Linked DNA regions of Homo sapiens: region 1 is linked to region 2. Evidence: read pairs that join two places in POLR2A ChIA-PET (ENCODE). Cell type or tissue: Panc1. All regions are shown on one strand. Each heading gives the region's core, and the rest is flanking DNA. Links, peaks and the distances in the headings are about the cores only. Region 1 overlaps PHAF1 (phagophore assembly factor 1). Region 2 overlaps CBFB (core-binding factor subunit beta).

Evidence for each region. Peaks named below come from ENCODE experiments on the same cell type or tissue, not always from the same donor. Only the 100,000 strongest peaks of a DNase experiment are listed, where the experiment ranks them.
Region 1: POLR2A ChIA-PET joins it to region 2 with 24 read pairs; 10 of 35 experiments call an interaction of 5 or more read pairs at or near these places.

Annotation. Positions count from the first base shown.
Region 1 is chr16:67,110,971-67,121,281 of GRCh38, forward strand. It overlaps PHAF1 (phagophore assembly factor 1), which reads left to right. Exons shown (of 16, transcript NM_025187.5): 2 at 9,142-9,224. Among named protein-coding and RNA genes, the nearest start is that of PHAF1, 6.2 kb to the left of the region's middle. In Panc1, for the core only: no CTCF peak of the experiment used is centred there; a DNase peak (open chromatin) is centred at 4,831.
Region 2 is chr16:67,047,067-67,057,377 of GRCh38, forward strand. The region is part of intron 3 of CBFB (core-binding factor subunit beta); the gene reads left to right. Among named protein-coding and RNA genes, the nearest start is that of CBFB, 23 kb to the left of the region's middle. In Panc1, for the core only: no CTCF peak of the experiment used is centred there; a DNase peak (open chromatin) is centred at 8,855.

The sequences.
Region 1 (10,311 bases), core at 1,539-9,538, 64 kb after region 2:
CCGGCTAATTTTTGTATTTTTAGTAGAGACGAGGTTTCACCATGTTGACCAGGCTGGCTGGTTTCGAATTCCTGACCTCGTGATCCGCCCACCTCGGCCTCCCAAAGTGCTGGGATTACAGGCGTGAGCCACTGCACCCGGCCCCGCTTCTCTCTCTTTTGAAATATAGTCTGTATCGGATGCTGTAATCCTAAACCCAGACCTCAGTTGTGACAGGTGAAGGTTGGATGAAATAGGAGTTAGGGAGAAGTAACATTTAGTTTCTAAAAAATGCAGTTTGGTCGTTTTGGGGTTTGCTGGCCCAGCCTTCTCCCTTCACCCTCTCCATTTCCAGCATCACTACTTTTATGTGTACAAGGATGTTTGCATTCAGTAACCCCTGTGTGTTTACTTTGATGTCCCAGCACTAAGAAAAGGGGGTGGGGTAGGTGTTGGTGCTGTTTGTTTGTGCAGGCCTGAACTTTAGTCACTCTAGTGTGAGCTACTGGACTAAATCAGCTGCTCCATTGGATTATAAATTATCCTTGACTCTGGAAGACTTATGTCTGTGGAGACAGTGTGTTGGAGAAACCAGGTGGTACAGATTGCTGGTAAGGCCCTGCTGATGCTTAGTGGCTACATATGTCCTGTGTGTTGTAAGAGCTAGTTTTTGTTGTTGGTGTTTTGTTTTAAGACAGAGTCACTCTGTTGCCCAGGTTGGAGTGCAGTGGCACAATATCGGCTCACTGCAACCTCTGCCTCCCGGGTTCAAGCAATTCTCTTGCCTCAGCCTCCCTACTAGTAGCTGGGATTACAGGCGTCTGCCACCACACCCGGCTAATTTTTGTATTTTTAGTAGAGATTGGGTTTCGCCATGTTGGCTAGGCTGGTCTCGAACTCCTGACTTCAAGTGATCCGCCTTGGCCTCCCAAAGTGCTAGGATTACAGGTGTGAGCCACCATGCCCAACCATAAAAGCCGGTTTAATTTAGGGGAGTTGGCCAAATTCTTTCATAACTTAACACCACTCCTGCAGAGTTCTTTCCAAAATATTAGCTGGTACAAAATGCTCCATTCTCTCGTGAAGCACTAAGAGCTTGGTTGGAAGGCTGGTGATACCATGCTAATGCTGTTTGGCTTCTGGTTAACTCCTTTCCTCCCCTCTCCTTGACAGCTTCTACCCAAGCAAGATCCTCCCACGGCTGGATAAAAACCACAACCATAGCTTCAAACTGTGCTTAGTAGTGTGACTAGGTTGTGGATCTCTTGGTGGTACAAGTATTCAGAGTCCCTTGGTCAAAAGCAGTGGTAGGGACTGGGTGCAGTAACTCATGGCTGTAATCCCAACACTTTGGGAAGCTGAGACAGGAGGATAGCTTGAAGCCAGGAGTTCAAGACCAGCCTAGGCAACATAGTGAGACCTCGTTTCTACCAAAAAAAAAAAAAAAAAAAAAAGCCAGGCCTGTAGTCTTAACTACTCGGGAGGCTGAGATGGAAGGATCACTTGAGGCTGGGAGGTCAAGGCTGCCGTGGGTCATGATCACACCACTGGGCGTGATCCTGGGTGACAGAGAGAGACCCTGTCTCAAGGAGACAAAAAAAAAAAGTAGTTACTAGGATATTAATTGAGATGAGGATTTCCAGAAAACTGAGTGAGAGAGCAAGGCTTCTCTCAGCTGTTGTTTTGATACCCTAACCCTGACTCCTAGCTCTGCTAGTTTCCCAGGAATCAAGGGTTTACACAGTTCTTACAAACTGTCTAAATAGCAACCAAAAACAGTGAGAAGGGCATTTCTGTATATTGGGTCAAGAATTGAATTTTAGGGGGAAGCTCATAGACTGGCCCAGAGGCTTCATGATTCCCTTGGGTCTTAAAATTCATTTTTACATGGTGTCTGCCTGAGAGATGGTGTTAATTTAACTTTATCAGACTTTAAAAATGGAAAGTCATTTTCCACCTCTGTCAATCTCCTCCCCCACCCTGAACACGTCCAAACTACATTTGGGGCTGTTAGGTAGGGATAGGTCTCGGAAGGGAATCTGCTTTAGAATTACATGCCTAGGCTAGTGAACCAGGAAGAACTTACCTCTTGCCACCACAGGCTTGTAAGATAGGTGTTGTTATCTCTTTTTGCCAGGTGAGGGACAGGCTCAGAGAGAGAGATGATAAACAAAAGTCGCCAAACAGGCATATCCTGCATGCCACTGCTCTTTCCTTCTGAAAGTGGACTCAACTTTGTCACCAGGTTTCTTATTGGAATCTGTGCAAATGCAGATGCAATTATCTGCCTGGCATCACAATGGGAAGCTGCATCCTGGCAGCTCCTTGGCTGCCTTCCTGGTTGTATAATGTTGGATGATTAGGGAAATGCGAGCAACACAGGGAAAGGAAAACCTAGGCCAAGCAGAATCTCTGTGAATATGAATGTCACTGATGATTTGACCAGCAGTGGAGTAAAGGCAGTGCAGATTTGAAATGTTTTGTTTTCTTTTTTTCTTTTTCTTTTTTTTTTTTTTTTGAGACGGTGTCTCACTCTGTTGCCCAGGCTAGAGTGCAGTAGCGTGATTTTGGCTCACTGCAAGCTCCACCTCCCAGGTTCATGCCATTCTTCTGCCTCAGCCTCCCAAGTAGCTGGGACTACAGGCGCCCGCCACCACGCCCAGCTAATTTTTTGTATTTTTAGCAGAGACAGGGTTTCACCGTGTTAGCCAGGATGGTCTTGATCTCCTGACGTCGTGATCCGCCCACCTCGGCCTCCCAAAGTGCTGGGATTACAGGCGTGAGCCACCGCACCCAGCCTCTTTTTTTTTTTTTTTTGAGACAGAGTCTTACTCTGTCGCCCAGGCTGGAGTGCAGTGGCGTGATCTTGGCTCACTGCAACTTCTGCCTCTTGCGATTATAGGCTTGCGCACACCAGGTAATTTTTTACTTTTAGTAGAGATGGGGTTTCACGATGTTGACCAGGCTGGTCTCGAACTCCTGACTTCAAGTGATCCTCCCGTCTCGGCTCCCAAAGTGCTGGGAGGCATGAGCATTTGTGCCGGGCCCTGAAATGTTTTCAATGAGAGTTGCAGAATGTATTGATGCAGAGGCAAGTCTCTGAATTTGTTTTTGAAATTAGTCTTGAAAGGGACTAAAAAAGGTAGATTTAAAGGGTCAGTGAAGAAAATACCTTCTCCGAGATTACCTTGTTCCACAGAGACTGAAGGCTCACTGTGTTGAAGGCATCATCTACCTCTGTGAACTCTGCTCACAAACATTGAAAATAAACAGTGCACAGTGACTCATGCTTGTACTTTGGGAGGCTGAGGTGAGGGGATCACTTGAGCCAAGAGTTTGAGACCAGCCTAGGTAACATAGTGAGACCCTGTCTCTATTTAAATAAAAAATAAATAAATAAAAATTTAAAAAAAAAGAAATGATCTTATTCCCTGAAGAGCTTAGTCTAGTGATAGAGAGGGATTATAGAAATAGTTCCTTTTATTATAATCAAGTAGAAGATGTATAGGGTACTGTGGAGGGGAAGAAGAAGGGACTTGACCTGACCTAGGGGTTCAGAGAAGGCTTCCTGCCAAACAACAGGAGCTGGAAATCTTCCAGTCGAATGAAAGAAGAAAAAAAAAAAAAACCACAGGAGAAAAGGTAGATGATGTGTGCAGGGAACTATAAGCAATTTGGTATTATAATTAGAGCATGATGTACTGGTAGAAGAAGAAAATGGATTTCCCAGAGTCCCAATTCTGTTTGGTTATAGCTGCCTGGGATACTATCAAGGATACTTTGTGTTGGAATCTGTGCAAATCTGTGGAAAAAAGGATATGTATTAGTGAAGTGTATTGTGGGCTTTCGTTTAGGAAGAACTGGATTTGGAGAGGTGGGGAAGAAGGAGGAATCTAGAGGTTTCTGACTTGAGAAACTCTGTATGATGTTGGACATAGATATTGAGACCTAGAATACAGAGAAGATGAAAAGATCACTTTTAATCTGTTGGCTTTTATTTGCCTTTAGATGTATACAGAAAACAGATGGAGATATGAGTCAGAAACTGGGTGGTTAGTTGAACCAGGGATGAGCAGAAGAAACATAGCCTATTGGAGAGACTTGGAAAAGTTAGAGGAGAGTAGTATTGGTGGAGAGACAATAGGAGTTCAAGAGAAGGAGGGTGGTCAACAGGATTCGTGGTATAGGACCTAAGTGTTCTACCTAATTGCTTTGTTTCACAGATGTGCATGACCACCTACAGCTGTGCCAGGCACAGTGATTGGGTGCTGGGAGGTATTGAGGTGAACAAGACAGACAAGGTCCTACCTCTGTGAGGATATAAGGGAGACTAACAGATAAATAAATGGTATGAGAGGCTTCATTGAATAAGGCAGTGAGGGAAGTGAGGTGTGACCAAGACCTAAAGTGCGAACAAGAGGCAGCTTTGGGTAGAGCATTCCAGATTCCAGCAGCAACAAGAGCTAATTCAGAAGCCTGAGGTGAGAAGGAGCTTGACGTGTGCAAGTAACAAAGGGTGAACAGTGGAAAGAAGATATAGATGGGTAAGATCCAGAATATTCAGGGCCTTTGGTGATGACATGGTGTTTGGGTTTTATCTGCCTGCAATGGGAAGCCATTGAGAGGTTATAAGCAGGCAAGTGCTGAGATCTGTGAGACAAAGATTTGTGCGGTTTAGAAGGCTGACCATTCTGTTAGAGCTGGGATAGTGCTCCTGTTTCTTTGCCATTCATATAGTTAGTTCCCTTTAGAGATCTTTCGTAGCCCTCCTTTACCAGTAGCTGTGTGATGACCAGTCACCATGGCTGCTTCGTCTCCTCTGGGTGAGTTTCTCCCTGGGTGACTCAGGATCCTAAGATCCTAAGATGCTGAGACATCCTTTGATGTGGTAAATGGAATCCTCCCTCAAGAAACTGGCATGGGCTGGGAGCGGTGGCTCATGTCTATAATCCCAGCATTTTGGGAGGCCGAGACGGGAGGATAGCTTGAGCTCAGGAGTTTGAGGCCAGCCTGGGTGGCATAGCAAGACCCCGTCTCTTTGAAAAAAAGAAAAAGAAACTGGCATGTGCCACGTGGATCAGAGAAGCCATGCGGCCTTCCTCTTTCTTGACATCTAACTAACTGAGTTTCTCTGTCTTCTGCACGTGGATGTTTGTCCATTCCTCCTGGGAATGACAGCATAGATGTTCCTCCATTTAGGAATGGCAAAGGTGAGGGATGCATCCAGCTTGTTCATATTCTCAAACATTTATTGAGTCCCTACTGTGGGCCAGGTTTTATGCTATGGAAGGCTGAAAAGTGCTTTTTTAAAGATTATAAGTCAGCCTTGTGATGATTGCCTTCAACTTTCTTCAGACTGAAGAATGGCCTCTCAGATGAGGGTAGAATCAGATTGTTTAAATGTAGATGAGCCATGAGCTTTTTACCTTCTAATTAATTCTTCATTTGTCAGCTCTTTTTTGCATATCGCATCTCTTTGACCTGGAGGCCAACTGATTTAAATGTGAACTGACTGCCATCGGATGAAGCCATGGTCCCTTTTCCTTCCTTTCTCTTGTCACCCACTCTACAATCCATCAGTCCCACTCAGTAAATATTTATTCAATAGTCACTGTATTGGCCACGTGCGGTGGCTCACACCTGTAATTCTAGCACTTTAGAAAGCGGAGGTGGGAGGATTACATGAGCCCAGGAGTTCAAGACCAGTCTGGGCAACACAGTGAGACCTAGTCTCTACCAAAAATTTAAAAGTTAGCCAGTTGTGGTGGCACATGCCTGTAGTCCCAGCTACTCAGGAGACTGAGGTGGGAGTATCTCTTGAGCCTGGGAGACAGAGGTTTCAGTGAGCCAAGATTGCACCACTACACTCCAGCCTGGGTGACACAGTGAGATTGTGTCTCAAAAAAACAAAACAAAACCAGTCACTGGGTGGTTAGCTCTGAGCAGGGTACAAGGGATCCAGAGAGTGGTGAACAGCAGATACATTGTTTTTGTATTCATTAAACTATGAGTCTTTGTTTTTTGATTGCCCAGGACCTGTCTCTATGTGTGTTTCTTCTTGTTTAAATTATAATGGACTCTGGAAACAAACTTTTTTTTTTGAGACGGAGTGTCACTCTGTCGCCAAAGTTGGAGCGCAGTGGCACGATCTCAGCTCACTGCAACTTCTGCCTGCCAGGTTTAAGCAATTCTCCTGACTCAGCTTCCTGAGTAGCTGGGACTACAGGCACACACCACCATGCCCAGCTAATTTTTTTTTTTTTTTTTTTTTTTGTATTTTTAGTGGAGACAGGGTTTCACCAAGCCGGCCAGGCTGGTCTCAAACTCCTGACCTCGTGATCCGCCTGCCTCGGCCTCCCAAAGTGCTGGGATTACAGGTGTGAGCCACCGCGCCCAGCCTGGAAACAAACTTTTTGGTGGTCTCAGTGAGTCCTTAGACTGTTGGAGATGTCATTGGAATTTGGATTACTTAAACTGGAGGCATATGTAAATCTGCTTATAATGGGCCATGAGTTAAAGAACCAAGTGTTAAGAGTTAGATATTCAGGCCGGGCACAGTGGCTCATGCCTGTAATCCCAGCACTTTGGGAGGCCGAGGCGGTGGATCACGAGGTCAGGAGATCGAGACCATCCTGGCTTACATGGTGAAACCCTGTCTCTACTAAAAAATACAAAAAATTAGCCAGGCGTGGTGGCGGGAGCCTGTGGTCTGAGGCAGGAGAATGGCGTGAACCCAGGAGGCGGAGCTTGCAGTGAGCGGAAATCGCACCATTGCACTCCAGCCTGGACAACAGAGCGAGACTTCAGACTGCGTCTCAAAAAAAAAAAAAGAGATATTCAGGAATGCCTCGCCCTGTTGCTTTTTTTTTTTTTTTCCTCCTGAGACAGCACCTGGCTCTGTCACCCAGGCCAGAGTGCAGCCTCCACCTCCCAAGCTCAAGCCATCCTTTCACCTCAGCCTCCTGAGTAGCTGGGATGACAGGGGCACACCATCATGCCTGGCTGATTTTTTTTTTTTTTTTTGAGATAGAGTCTCGCTCTGTAGCCCGGGCTGGAGTGCAGTGGCGCAATCTTGGCTCCCTGCAAGCTCCACCTCCCAGGTTCATGCCATTCTCCTGTCTCAGCCTCCCAAGTAACTATGGGACTACAGGCGCCCGCCACCACGCCCGGCTAATTTTTTTTTTTTTTTTTTTTTTTTCTTTTTTAGTAGAGATGGGCTTTCACCATGTTAGCCAGGATGGTCTCGATCTCCTGACCTCGTGATCTGCCCTCCTCGGCCTCCCAAAGTGCTGGGATTACGGACGTGAGCCACTGCACCTGGCTGCCTAGCTAATTTTTTTGTATTTTAATAGGCATGAGCCACCGTACCCTGCCCCTGTTGCTTTTTTTTTTTTTTTTTTTTTTTGAGACAGAGTCTTGCTCTGTCTCCCAGGCTGGAGTGCAGTGGCGCTATCTCGGTTCACTACAACCTCTGCCTCCTGAGTTCAAGCAGTTCTCCTGCCTCAGCCTCCAGAGTAGCTGGGACTACAGGTGTGTGCCACCATGCCTGGCTAATTTTTGCATTTTTAATGGAGACAGGGTTTCACCACGTTGGCTAGGTTGGTCTTGAACTTCTAACCTGATGATCTGCCCATCTCGGCCTCCCAAAGTGCTGGGATTACAGGTGTGAGCCACCGGGCCTGGCCCCTTGTCGCTATTTTTAAATTAAATAAAAAATAAAAAGAACTAGATATTTGTGGGATTTTAAGTAAAAATCCAGTGAAATCCTTGGTAAAATAAGTTGATTCATTGATTCTGGTGGATGAGTGATCTTAAACTTTTTTTTTTTTTTTTTTTTTTTTTTGAGATAGGGTCTTGTCTGTCACCCAGGCGGGAGCACAGTAGCACTTATCATGGCTCACTGCAGGATCAACCTCCTGGGCCGAAGCAATCCTCTCACCTTAGCCACCCCAGGACCTAGAGTAGTCCCGGCATATCCCACCATGCCCAGCTAATTTTTTTACTTTTTGTAGAGACAGGATCTTACTATATTCCCAGGCTGGTCTTAAATTCCTGGCCTCAGGCGATCCTCCTGCCCTGCCCTCCCAAAGTGTTGGGATTACAGGCATGAGCCACCACACCCAGTCCTGATTTTAAACTTTTAAAATTGTTCCTTATAAGTCATGTACTCTAATAGGCCTTCATTTCAGAGATGCAGAGACAGGTGCCAGAAAGGAAGAGAAAGGACCTATCTCAGGTCATATCTAAGCCATGGCAGAGTGAGGACCAAAACCTGGGTCTGCAGAATTATGCAGTCAGTGCTTTTCTTGCTTGGTTCTTTGATTCATACTTACTTTGCTTTCTCTGAGCGCTTGTCTGTGTCAGATCAGTGTGGAGGTCCCTGTTTCCAGGAAGACTTTTTGTATATTCACTGCCTCCCATCCCCTTCCATGCATGTCCAACCTTTTGGCTTCCCTGGGCCACATTGGAAGAAGAATTGTCTTGAGCCACACATAAAATAGACTAACACTAATGATAGTTAATGAGCTTAAAAAAAATAAAAATGTAAAAAGGGTCCATGCATCATACGCATCTTTTTTTTTTTTTTTTATAGACAGAGTTTTGCTCTGTTGCCCAGGCCGAGTGCAGTGGCGTGATCTTGGCTCACTGCAACCTCCGCCTCCTGGGTTCAAGCATTTCTCCTGCCTCAGCCTCCCGGGTAGCTGGGACTACAAGGGCAGCCACCTCGCCTGGCTAATTTTTTTTTTTTTTTTTTTTTAGTAGAGTCAGAGTTTTACCATGTTAGCTAGGCTGGTTTCAAATGCCTGACCTCAAGTGATCCTCCCACCTTGGCCTCCGAAAGTGCTGGGATTGCAGGCATAAGCCACCACGCCCGGCCCATGCATGATTTTTGTGATATCCACCACCACAGATAAGCAAAAGAGTCCTTGCATTCAAAGAGTTGGACACCTGTGCACCGTCCAAGTATTCTCTTAGTGCTTGCTGCTTAACATTATTGTAGCTCTTACTGCTTATTGAACTCTTATTTACTCATGTATCTGTAGACCTTAGTAGCCCCCAAACATCCCCAGGCTTTACTGCAGGGACCAGTGCCTAGTGAAGTGGTAGATGTCAATAGATGGATAGCCAAAATAACCACATAGGTGTCTTGCTTTATTTCAGGAATGCCTCTGGCTCAGGCAGTAGCCATTCTTCAGAAGCACTGTCGCATCATCAAAAACGTCCAGGTTCTCTACAGTGAACAGGTGAGTGGTGGCTGATTTGTTTATTGAAATAGCATCCCTCGGTAGTGAGTCACTTCCAGAGCTGATGCTTTGGGATAGGCTGACTGGCAAGGATAGCTGTGTTCGAATGGGAGAATCTCTAGCACCAGCCAGTTATCAAGTACCTTTTCTTTGATTCTGAAACTTCTGCTCTTGATTATCTAGTACAGCTAGGTTTGGAAGAGCGGTAGTAATTGAACCTTTGTTTTGTCTGTGCTCAACTTGCCTACAGGCCCTTAAACAGGGACTTTTCAGTGGTAGGTCGCTTCAGAGGCTGTCTCTGGTCTTTTAGAGTGCTTACCTTCCACTTCCGTGTTTAAAATTGTCTTTTCTGCTTTTGTTGGTTAGTTTGTGTTCAGGATTTTTGCAGTGCAGATCTCTAGCTAGCACGGCATACCAGATTTGAAAGGAAACAGATATAATTCACCCCTTTATCTCTCTCAAAGAGCAATCTTCCCACCACTGAATTCTCTGAAACCTGCAGTTCTGTGACACAGACCATGTGCTGCCATGTTGAACAGCCTTTGTGGTGTCCTGTGTGTCACAAGCCTCAGGGAATAGTTTTGAGCCTACAGAGGCTAAAGGATGTCCCCAGTGACTTTTCTGAGACCCTTTGAGTACTAGTTTGATTATTTCAGTTCCAATTAGTTTCAGATCCTAAAGCAAATGACAGCTTATTTCTGACATGAAGAATGTTGTAAATTGTAGGTAGGCAAAATTTCTGAGAGGCTTCTCAGTTTGACTTGGAGCACAGTCAGAATTGGGCCTGTTACCTATACCCAGAGATTACATTCTGCCATGTTGTACCCCTCTACCAGCCTAGTGAGACCCTCATTTGAGGGATCTGATAGAAGACATGCTTAATCTCCAAGCAAGTGCTTGAGTATTCATGTGGTGCCTATGACAGAACAGGAGACTTGTAGGAGTGGGCATGTGGTGCCTATGACAGAACAGGGGACTTGTAGGAGTGGGCAGGGGTTTCTTTTTTTTTTTTTGAGATGGAGTCTCGCTCTGTCGCCTAGGCTAGAGTGCAGTGGCACAATCTCGGCTCACTGCAGGCTCCGCCTCC
Region 2 (10,311 bases), core at 1,144-9,143:
TTTAGGAGGCCAAGGCAGGCAGATCACAAGGTCAGGAGTTCAAGACCAGCTTGGCCAACATAGTGAAACCCCGTCTCTACTAAAAAAAAAAAAAAATTAGCCAGGCATAAGCTGAGATCATGCCACTGCACTGTAGCCTGGGCAACACAGCAAGACTCTGTCTCAATAAATAAATACCATTTGAAATGTCTTCAATGCCATGTGTGGAAACTATTTAAAAAAATAAAACGTGCCTCTTGGCAGTATTGCTGTGCTTTCAGGACTCTAATGCAGGCTGTACCTAAGAGGGAAAGGGCTGAGTCTGGGGATGGTTGGCAGGTTGTTTTTGTGGATGAAAAACCTTTTACCCATGTATGCAGTCAGTACTGAGCCTTTTTGTGTTTTAAAACTTCAGATGTAAAGACAGGTTAATCTTCAGATTAAAACAAAAGGATGGCCTAGAAACTTGTGACTTCGACATTTACATTAGAAGAATGTAGATGTTTTCAAATAAACAAATCTGCCCATATCATAGATGTTCAAAGTTTGTTCCATATAATAACAATGATAGTTTCTAATAATCGTGTGGCCCTGTTTGCAGAACAGTGTTCTAAGTAATGAGCCATTTGGGAGAACCCTTTAAATTTTTTTTTTAGGATATTTATTCACACCAGCTTTTTAGTCCTGAGTTTCTATCCATCCCTTTGCTATCCAGAACATTTCTTGGCCATTTTTTTACTGGGTCAGGTGCCGTGGCTCGTGCCTTTGGTCCCAGTGCTCTGGAAGGCCAGGGCGGGTGGATCGCCTGGGGTTAGGAGTTCAAGACTAGCGTGGCCAGCATGGTGAAGCCCCGTCTCTACTAGGAATGCAAAAATTGGCTGGGCATGGTGGTGGGTGCCTCTGGTCCCAGCTGCTCGGGAGGCTAAGGCAGGAGAATCACTTGAACCTGGGAGGCAGAGGGTGCAGTGAGCCAAGATCGCGCCACTGCACTCCAGCCTGGGAACAAAATTCCATCTCAAAAAAAATAAAAATAAAAATGCAGAAATTGGTCAGGCGTGGTGTCGCATGCCTCTGGTTCCAGCTACTTGAGAGAGGCTGGGGTGGGAGAGTTGCTTGGGCCTGGGAGGCAAAGGTTGCAGTGAGCAGAGATCGCACCACGGCACTCCAGCCTGGGTGACAGAGCAAGGCTCCATCTCCAAACAAACAAATAACAAAAAAAACCCCTAAAACATTTTTTATTTTCCTTAAATGTATTGGCCAAGGTTAAAATATCCATCCTGAATATTCTGTATGAAAACATTGGATATGAAGAAAAAAAGAAAATTCAGGCAGTTGACCAGGGGAGAGAATTGAGCTTTTTGGTTCTTCCTGACACATATTCTCAGTGAGACTATACTCACTTTTTTAAAAGCTATTTATAAAATATTAAAATAAGATATTACATGAAGTTAAAAATTGAAACGAAAGTCAGCATCTTAATTCACCAATTACACAACTGAATGGTGTTTTTTGTTTGTTTGTTTGAGACAGAGTCTCGCTCTGTTGTCGAGGCTGGAGTGCAGTGGCATGATCTCAGCTCACTGCAAGCTCTGCCTCCCGGGTTCATGCCATTCTACTGCCTCAGCCTCCCGAGTAGCTGGGACTACAGGAGCCCGCCACCACGCCTGGCTAATTTTTTTGTATTTTTTTAGTAGAGACGGGTTTTCACCATGTTAGCCAGGATGGTCTCGATCTCTTGACCTTGTGAGCCACCGTGTCTAGCCTTTTTTTTTTTTTTCTTTTTTTTTTTTTTGAGATGGAGTTTCACTCTTGTTGTCCAGACTGGAGTGCAATGGCGCCATCTCAGCTCACCACGACCTCCACCTCCCGGGTTCATGCAATTCCCTACCTCAGCCTCCCGAGTAGCTGGGATTACAGGCATGTGCCACCATGCTTGGCTAATTTTTTGTATTTTTAGTAGAGACAGGGTTTCTCCATGTTGGTCAGGCTAGTTTTGAACTCCTCATCTCAGGTGATCTACCCACCTCGGCCTCATAAAGTGCTGGGATTACAGGTGTGAGCCACCGCGCCTGGCCACTGAGTGGTTTTTAATATATTCACAACCATCACCATTATGTAATTTGTGAGTATTTCAGAACTCTGAACCATTTTATTTATTTTTTATTTATTTACTTATTTTGAGACAGAGTCTCTTGTCTGCCAGGCTGGAGTGCAGTGGCGCAATCTCGGCACACTGCAACCTCCGCCTCCCGGATTCAAGCTATTCTCCTGCCTCAGCCTCCTGAGTAGCTGGGATTACAGGAGCCTGCCACCACACCCGGCTGATTTTTGTACTTTTAGTAGAGACGGTTTCACCATGTTGGCCAGGCTGGTCTCGAACTCCTGACCTCAGGTGATCTGCCCACCTTGGCCTCCCAAAGTGCTGGTATTATAAGCGTGAGCCACCGCGCCCGGCCCCATTCTGTTTATTTTTGAGACAGACTCTGTCTCCCAAGCTGGAATGCAATGGCACAACCATGGCTCACTGCAGCTTCAACCTCCCAGGCTCAAGCGATTCTTCCACCTCACTGGGACTGTAGGCACATGCCACCGCACCAGCTGTTTTTTTTTGTTTTACTTTTTGTAGAGATGGGGTCTCACTATGTTGCTTAGGGTGGTCTCGAACTCCTGGCTGGGTTCAAGTGATCCTTCCACTTTGGCCTCCCATGAACCATTTTAAATGCTTTTTGAGAACTGCAAAGCAGTTTTTATGGTGATCACTACCACCGGACACTGTGCTAGATGGTTTACATTATCACTAATTCTCCTAATACTGCACTGTATAGAAGAACTGTTTAATTTTAGAACATATCTGGTGATAGCTTGATTTTACAGCTGAGGAAACTGAGGCCAGGAGGCTAAGTTAACCTTCAAAAGTCGTATTATCTGTTTCCTGGTACAGCCAGGACCCAGACCCACTTATTTTTTACCCCTAAGTCTGTTCTTTGCATACTACACTACTGCTAATAAGTAATCATTAGGTAAGTTGATGCAAACTCCACATACCACCTTCCAAAGCCTTATTTAGAGTTATTTTGGTCCACCAAGTTACTCTACTGATATATATATATCATAAATATATCATATATAAATTATATGTGATATATATAATATATGTTATATATATAATTTATATATCACATATTTATATGTAATATATATCACATAAATTATATATAATATATAAATATATAATATATAAATTATATGTCAATATATATAGCATTATGTTCTAAGACACACACATATATATGTATATATAACGTTCTAAGACTTTCAGGGATTCCTGTACTGTTGATAGTACCAAATCCTATATATGTGCTGTTTTTTTCCTATACAGATATACATATATACGTATGATAAAGTTTAGTTTATAAATTAGGCACAGTAAGAGATTAACAACCTTAACTAATAATAAAGTAGAACGTGGCCGGGCAAGGCTGCTCACAGCTATAATCTCAATGTTTTGGGAGACCAAGGCAGGAGGATTGCTTGAGTCCAGGAGTTTGAGACCAGCCTGGGCAATATGAGACCCTGTCTGTACAAAAAAGTTTAAAAATTAGCCGGGTATGGTGGCATGCACCTGTAGTCCTAGCTATTTGGGAGGCTGAGGTGGGAGAATTGCTTGAACCTAGGAGTTTGAGCCTACAGTGAACTATGATTGAGCCATGACACTCTAGCCTGGGCAATAGAGCAAAACCCTGTCTCCAAAAAACTAAAAGTTTAAAAAAATAAAGTGGAACACTAATAACAATATACAGTAATCAATGTAAAATTAAGGTTATTTGAACATAAGCACTGCCATACTGCAGCAGGATGGCCACTAAGTAACTAATGGACACATTCCTTATAAAACATGGATGTGCTGGACAAAGAGATGATTCACCTCTCTGGAGAGAAGGAGTGCAATTTAAAACTTATGAATTGTTTATTTCTGGAATTTTTCATATAATATTTTTGGACCGTGATTGACTGTGAGTAACTGAAATCATGGAGAGCAAAACTGTGGCTAAGCGGGGACTACTGTACTTGATGCATTTTCCTTTTAGGAATTCTTTTAAGTTATTTTTCATTTGTTAGATGTGTCTTACAAAGAATAGATAAAAACATGTACATTTTAGGAATAATAATAAAAGGAACATAGGTATAGTAGGACTGATGTTCCGTATGGTAGCTATTATACAATCCACATGTGGCTGTTGAACACTTATAATGTCGCTAGTGTGAATTCACATGTGATGTGTGAAAAAACACAAACCAGATTTTGAAACCTGGTATGAAAAACAAAAATAATGTAATGTATTTATATGGATCCAAAATGTAATATATATATGGATCCAAATATATGTATATATATCCAAAATATATATCCAAAATAATGTAATATATTGCTATATATATATATGTACACACACACATACATATATGGATCCAGTTTTATACTCATTATTTTTTCTGGGTTTGTTTCACAGTGTGTTTTTGTATGTATTTCTATCAACTTAACTAAATTAGTTTTCTAAGTGTCATCATGAATAGCATAACCTGCCACGTTTATGTAAAACGTGAGAAATGTCTAAATGACCAACATATATAGGTAAAATGTTTAAGCTGAGAGCCTTATTTCAAGTCTACGTTAAATGTATTATATGATTTTGGTGTTTTTTTTGTGTTTTTTTTTTTCTGAGTTGGAGTCTCGCTCTGTTGCCCAGGCTGGAGCGCAGTGGCGTGATCTTGGCTCACTGCAACCTCCACCTTCTGGGTTTTAAGCTATTCTCCTGCCTCAGCCTCCTGAGTAGCTGGGATTACAGGCATATATATATATGTGTATACACACACACACACACACACACACACACACACGCATACATATATATAGCAATAGGAATATATATATATATTTTGAGACAAGTTCTGGCTCTGTCACCCAAGCTGGAGTGCCGTGACACGATCTCAGCTCTCTGCAACCTCTGTCTCCCAGGCTCAAGCCCTCCTCCCATGTTGCCCAGGCTGGTCTCGAACTTGTGAGCTCAAGTGATCCACCTGCCTCAGCCTCCCGCAGTGCTGGGATTGCAGGCGTGAGCCACTGTGCCTGACCCAAGATATTGCTTGCTTGATACCATGTTGAAAATTTTAGATGTTTTGAGTTAAGTAACATTATTAAAATTAATTTCACCTCTTTTTACTTTTTAAAAAATACCTACTAGGCCGAGTGCAGTTACTCATGCCTGTAATCCTAGCACTTTGGGAGGCCAAGGTGGGAAGATTGCATGAAGCCAGGAGTCCGAGACCAGCCTGGTCAACATAGTGAGACCCCATCCTTAAAAAATAAAAACATTTTTTAAGTGACTGGGCATAGTGGGGTGTGCCTGTAGTCCTAGCTCCTGGAGAGGCTGAAGTGGGAGGTTTGCTTGAGCCCAGGAGTTCAAGGCTGTAGTGAGCTGTGATGGTGCCACTGCAATCCAACCTGGGTGAAGGAGGGAGACCCTGTCTCTTAAAAAAAAAAAAATGCCTGCTAGACAATTTACAGTTACATATGTGGCTTGCATTTGTGATTCACATTATATATTTCTGTTGAACAGTACTGCCTGCACAGTTGGCCAGGTATGGTGGCTCACACCTATAATTGCAGCACTTTCAGAGGTTAAGGAGGGAGGATTACTTGAGCCCAGGAGTTACAGACCAGCCCGGGCAACAAAGTGAGACCCCATCTCTACAAAAAAATAAAATAATTAGCCAGGTGTCGTGATACAGGCCTGTAGTCCCAGCTACTTGGGAGGCTGAGGCAGGAGGATCCCTTGAGTCCTGGAAATCAAGGTTGCAGTGAGCTGTGTTCATACCACAGAGCAAGATGCTATCTCAAAATGAGTCCTGGAAATCAAGGCTGCAGTGAGCCGTGTTCATACCACAGAGCAAGATGCTATCTCAAAAAAAAAAAAAAGAAAAAAAGAGAAAGAAAACTTTACAGTTCTTTTCCTCAACCCGTCTCCCCCCACAAAATAATCACTATCCTGATTGATGTATTTGTTCCCTTACTTTTCTTTGTCATTTTATTTCCTGTGCATATATCTCTAAATAACGCATTGTTTAGTTTTTAAAAAAAATGAAACTAGGAAGCACACACTTCAGGGCAGTGTAAACAACGGACTCTAATGTCACTTTCTCTCTTTTTTTTTTTTTTTTTTTTTGGTGAGAGGAGTCTTGCTCTGTCACCCAGGTTGGAGTGCAGTGGTGCGATCTCGGCTCACTGCAAGCTCCGCCTCCTGGGTTCACGCCATTCTCCTGCCTCAGCCTCCCGAGTAGCTGGGACTACGGGCCCCCTCACCACCACACCTGGCTAATTTTTTGTATTTTTAGTAGAGATGGGGTGTCACTGTGTTAGCCAGGCTGGTCTCGATCTCCTGACCTTGTGATCCACACTCTTCGGCCTCCCAAAGTGCTGGGATTACAAGCGTGAGCCACCGCACCCAGCCTTCTAATGTCACTTTCAGATGCAGCTCCTAGAAGATGAGCTGAACAGAATCTTAGGGTCAAGTCCGGATTCAGCTTCCCTGTGAATTTTTAGAGCCTCCCTGGGGAAGCTTGTGAGCACAGTCATGAGTGGATTATGGGAAACCTAGGGCTCACACTGGAGTTAGGGCATCTGGCACACTGAAACCATTGCTCACCGTGTGCCGGAGATGTGGAGGAATATGGTCAGAGGGAGTTAGCTGCTCTGGTATTTTCTGCTTCTAGGCTCACCATGACCTACCTTCTTTTATCCTTTTTTTTTTTTTTTAATTTCTTTTGTCAAAATTGATGTCTCATTCCAGAGCTACCTTCTTTTCACAGGAGTGAGTCAAAGCACATCACCTTTGTCAGCTCAAATGAGTGTCCTTAGCTGGTCCCAGCAGTGGGGAAGGCTTATATATGAGCATTTTGCCCTCAGGATCTTGGTGATGACCATCCTCAGAATGTCCATCTCTTCAATCTAGACTGATTGTCCTCTATATCCAGCGCACTGCTTTCATACTGATTTCTGTGTTCATCCTCTGCTGTGAGGGGCTTTTTTGTTTTTTTCTTTTTGTTTCTTTTTCAGTTTTTCTGTCTTCCTGTTTCTTGGTTTACGGTCTCTTTGTGGATAACAGAGTTGTTGCATATTTGAAGTGTCTTTATTCTACGATACTTTATTGTAAGTTTGTCTTGTTCTAGAGTTTGAGGTTAGAGATTATTTTCGTTAAGAAGGCCTTGTTTCATTGTCTTGGTTTAAATGTTGCAGTTGAAAATCTCTGAAGTCATTGTGTTTCCTGATCTGTTTGTGACCAATTTCCCCGTCTTTGGAAGTTTGTAAAATCTTTGTCTCCATGTTTTGGTATTTATCTATGATGTAACCTAGTGTCGGTCCACAGTCATTCCTTGTGCAGGGTACTTGCCAGCCCTTTACAGTATGGCAGCTGTGTCCTTCGTAAGGAAATTTTCTTATATTAATTGATGACTTCCTTTCTTATATTTTTTCTATTCTTTTCTGGAACATCTACTATTTGGATGTTAGACCCACAGGAATGATCCTGTTACCTTATTTTCTTACTGTCTCTTTTGTCTTTTTGGTCTACCTTCCAGAAGATTTCCTCTACTTTATCTTCAGAGTCTTATATTGGGTCTTAATTTCTACTATATTTCAACAGAGCTTTTTGTTTGTTTGTTTGTTTTGAGACGGAGTCTCGCTCTGTCGCCCAGGCTGGAGTGCAGTGGTGCGATCTCGCCTCACTGCAAGCTCCGCCTCCCGGGTTCACGCCATTCTCCTGCCTCAGCCTCCCACGCGTAGCTGGGACTAGAGGTGCCCACCACCACGCCTGGCTAATTTTTTGTATTTTTTTTTTTTTTTTTAGTAGAGACAGGGTTTCACCAAGAGCTCTTTTTTGTGTGTGCTACAAATGTTCCTTTTTTGTTAGTATCCTCTTCTTGTTTATCGGGTACATTTTATCTGAGAATCTAGCTGGTAGATTTTTACTGCTTTACATCACTTCAGAGGAAATGGCTGCAACTGAAGGGTGAAAGTCAGAATTTATCTTGGCTCAGCTTTTCATGTAAGAAAAGAAAAATACAGTGAAACCAAATTAAAATAATTATGTGGAGAGCATATTGGTGGCAAGTTAATACATTTTTATGACTTTTTGGAGGGTCTAATTTATTCTTAACAGAAGTCTGAGTTTAGTATCCATTTATTGAATATGTATTTATATGTGTATACGCACACACACACAGTGTATTAAATCTATTGAATTCCAGACACTTTCTTTTTTTTTTTTTTTTTTTTTTTTTTTGAGACGGAGTCTCGCTCTGTCGCCCAGGCTGGAGTGCAGTGGCGCATCTCGGCTCACTGCAAGCTCCGCCTCCCGGGTTCACGCCATTCTCCTGCCTCAGCCTACTGAGTAGGTGCCCGCCACCACGCCCAGCTGATTTTTTTGTATTTTTTTAGTAGAGATGGGGTTTCACTGTGTTAGCCATGATGGTCTCGATCTCCTGACCTCGTGATCCATCTGCCTCGGCCTCCCAAAGTGCTGGGATTACAGGTGTGAGCCACCACACCCGGCCTCCAGACACTTTCTTTAGTTTTTCATTTTATGATTTCTCTTTTGGACTGTAAGATGATCGGTAAATTACATTAAATCACTATAGAAGAAGCTATTTTTACACATACATGCAACCCAGTTATGATTCAGAGGCAAACAAGATTGAATGACTGTAGAGATTATCTGACAGTTGAGCAGCTGACTGTCCATTTATGAACAGGGAGGTGCATGTGGCTAAAGGAGGATGAGTCAGAACCAAGTATCTTCTAAAGGAATCTGTTGAATAGACTACAGAAATGATTACAGCAAGCGACAGGGTACATACTTCTTCAGTGGAATATCTTGTTTTCTTGGGTGCCTATGGCCATCCCAGTATTACTGTTGGATGATTCATTGGTCTGTGGGTAGGAACAACTCTTCATTGTCAGGGAAAAAACAGCATGTCTCCTTTGGAAAGAAATTACTGTCAGTGTTGCTGTGATGTTCTCTATGTTTTATAAGTTTTCATTTTGTGCTTTTTGTTGGTGATTTCACTGTTTAAAATGGCCCACAAGCATAATGTTAAAGTGCAGTCTAGTATTCCTTAAATGCAAGAAGGCCGTAATGTGCCTTATGGAGAAAATGTACATGTTAGATAAGTTCCCTTCAGTCATGAGTTACAGTGCTGTCAGCTGTGAGTTCAGTGTTAGTGAATCAGCAATATATATTGAAGATGATGTCTGAACAGAAGCATACATAAAACAAAATTATGTATTGATCAGTTGAGGAAGATGTTAGGCTAGAAGGAACCTACGTCTGCATTTCCCCTAGGAACAGTGGTTTAGTGTTCACTGATACAGTGTTCATGTAGATTTGATAGAGTATAACAATGGCAAGTCGTGTGTGTGTGTATGTGTGTAGGCTTAATGGTTTTCTTTACCCAGTATTTACTATGTTTTTTTCCATTAACAGCATAATGTAAACATCCCGTGTAACATGCTTGTTTTTGGTGGTGAGGGATGCTTGTTTTTGGTGGTCAAGGATCAGCAGACCTGCCTGGATTCTAGCAGGCTTTTTTTTTTTTTTTTAAGACAGAGTCTCGCTCTGTCACCAGGTTGGAGTGCAGTGGCATGATCTCAGCTCACTGCAACTTCGGCTTCCCGGGTTCAAGCAGGTCTCCTGCCTCAGCCTCCTGAGTAGCTGGGACTACAGGTGCGTGCCACCACACCCAGCTAATTTTTGTATTTTTAGTAGAGACGGGGTTTCACCATGTTGGCCAGGATGGTCTTGATCTCTTGACCTCGTGATCCACCCTTCTTGGCCTCCCAAAGTGCAGGGATTACAGGCGTGAGCCACCATGCCCGGCCTCTAGCAGGCTTTTTATTTTTGAGATGGAGTCTCACTCTTTCGCCCAGGCTGGGGTGCAGTGGTGCAATCTTGGCTCACTGCAACCTTTGCCTCCTGGATTCAAGTGATTCTCCTTTCTCAGCCTCCCGAGTTGGTGGGATTACAGGCACCTGCCACCATGCCCGGCTAATTTTTGTATTTTTAGTAGAGACGGGGTTTCACCATGTTGGCCAGGCTGGTCTCGAACTTCTGACCTCAGATGATTTGCCTGCCTTGGCCTCCCAAAGCACATGGATTACAGGCGTGAGCCACCGCGCCTATCCTCTAGCAGGCTTTTTAAAGGTCAGTGTTCAATTTGGAAGTTTATTTATTCAGCTCATTATCATTGGGCGTCTAGGTTATTTCTGATCATTTACCA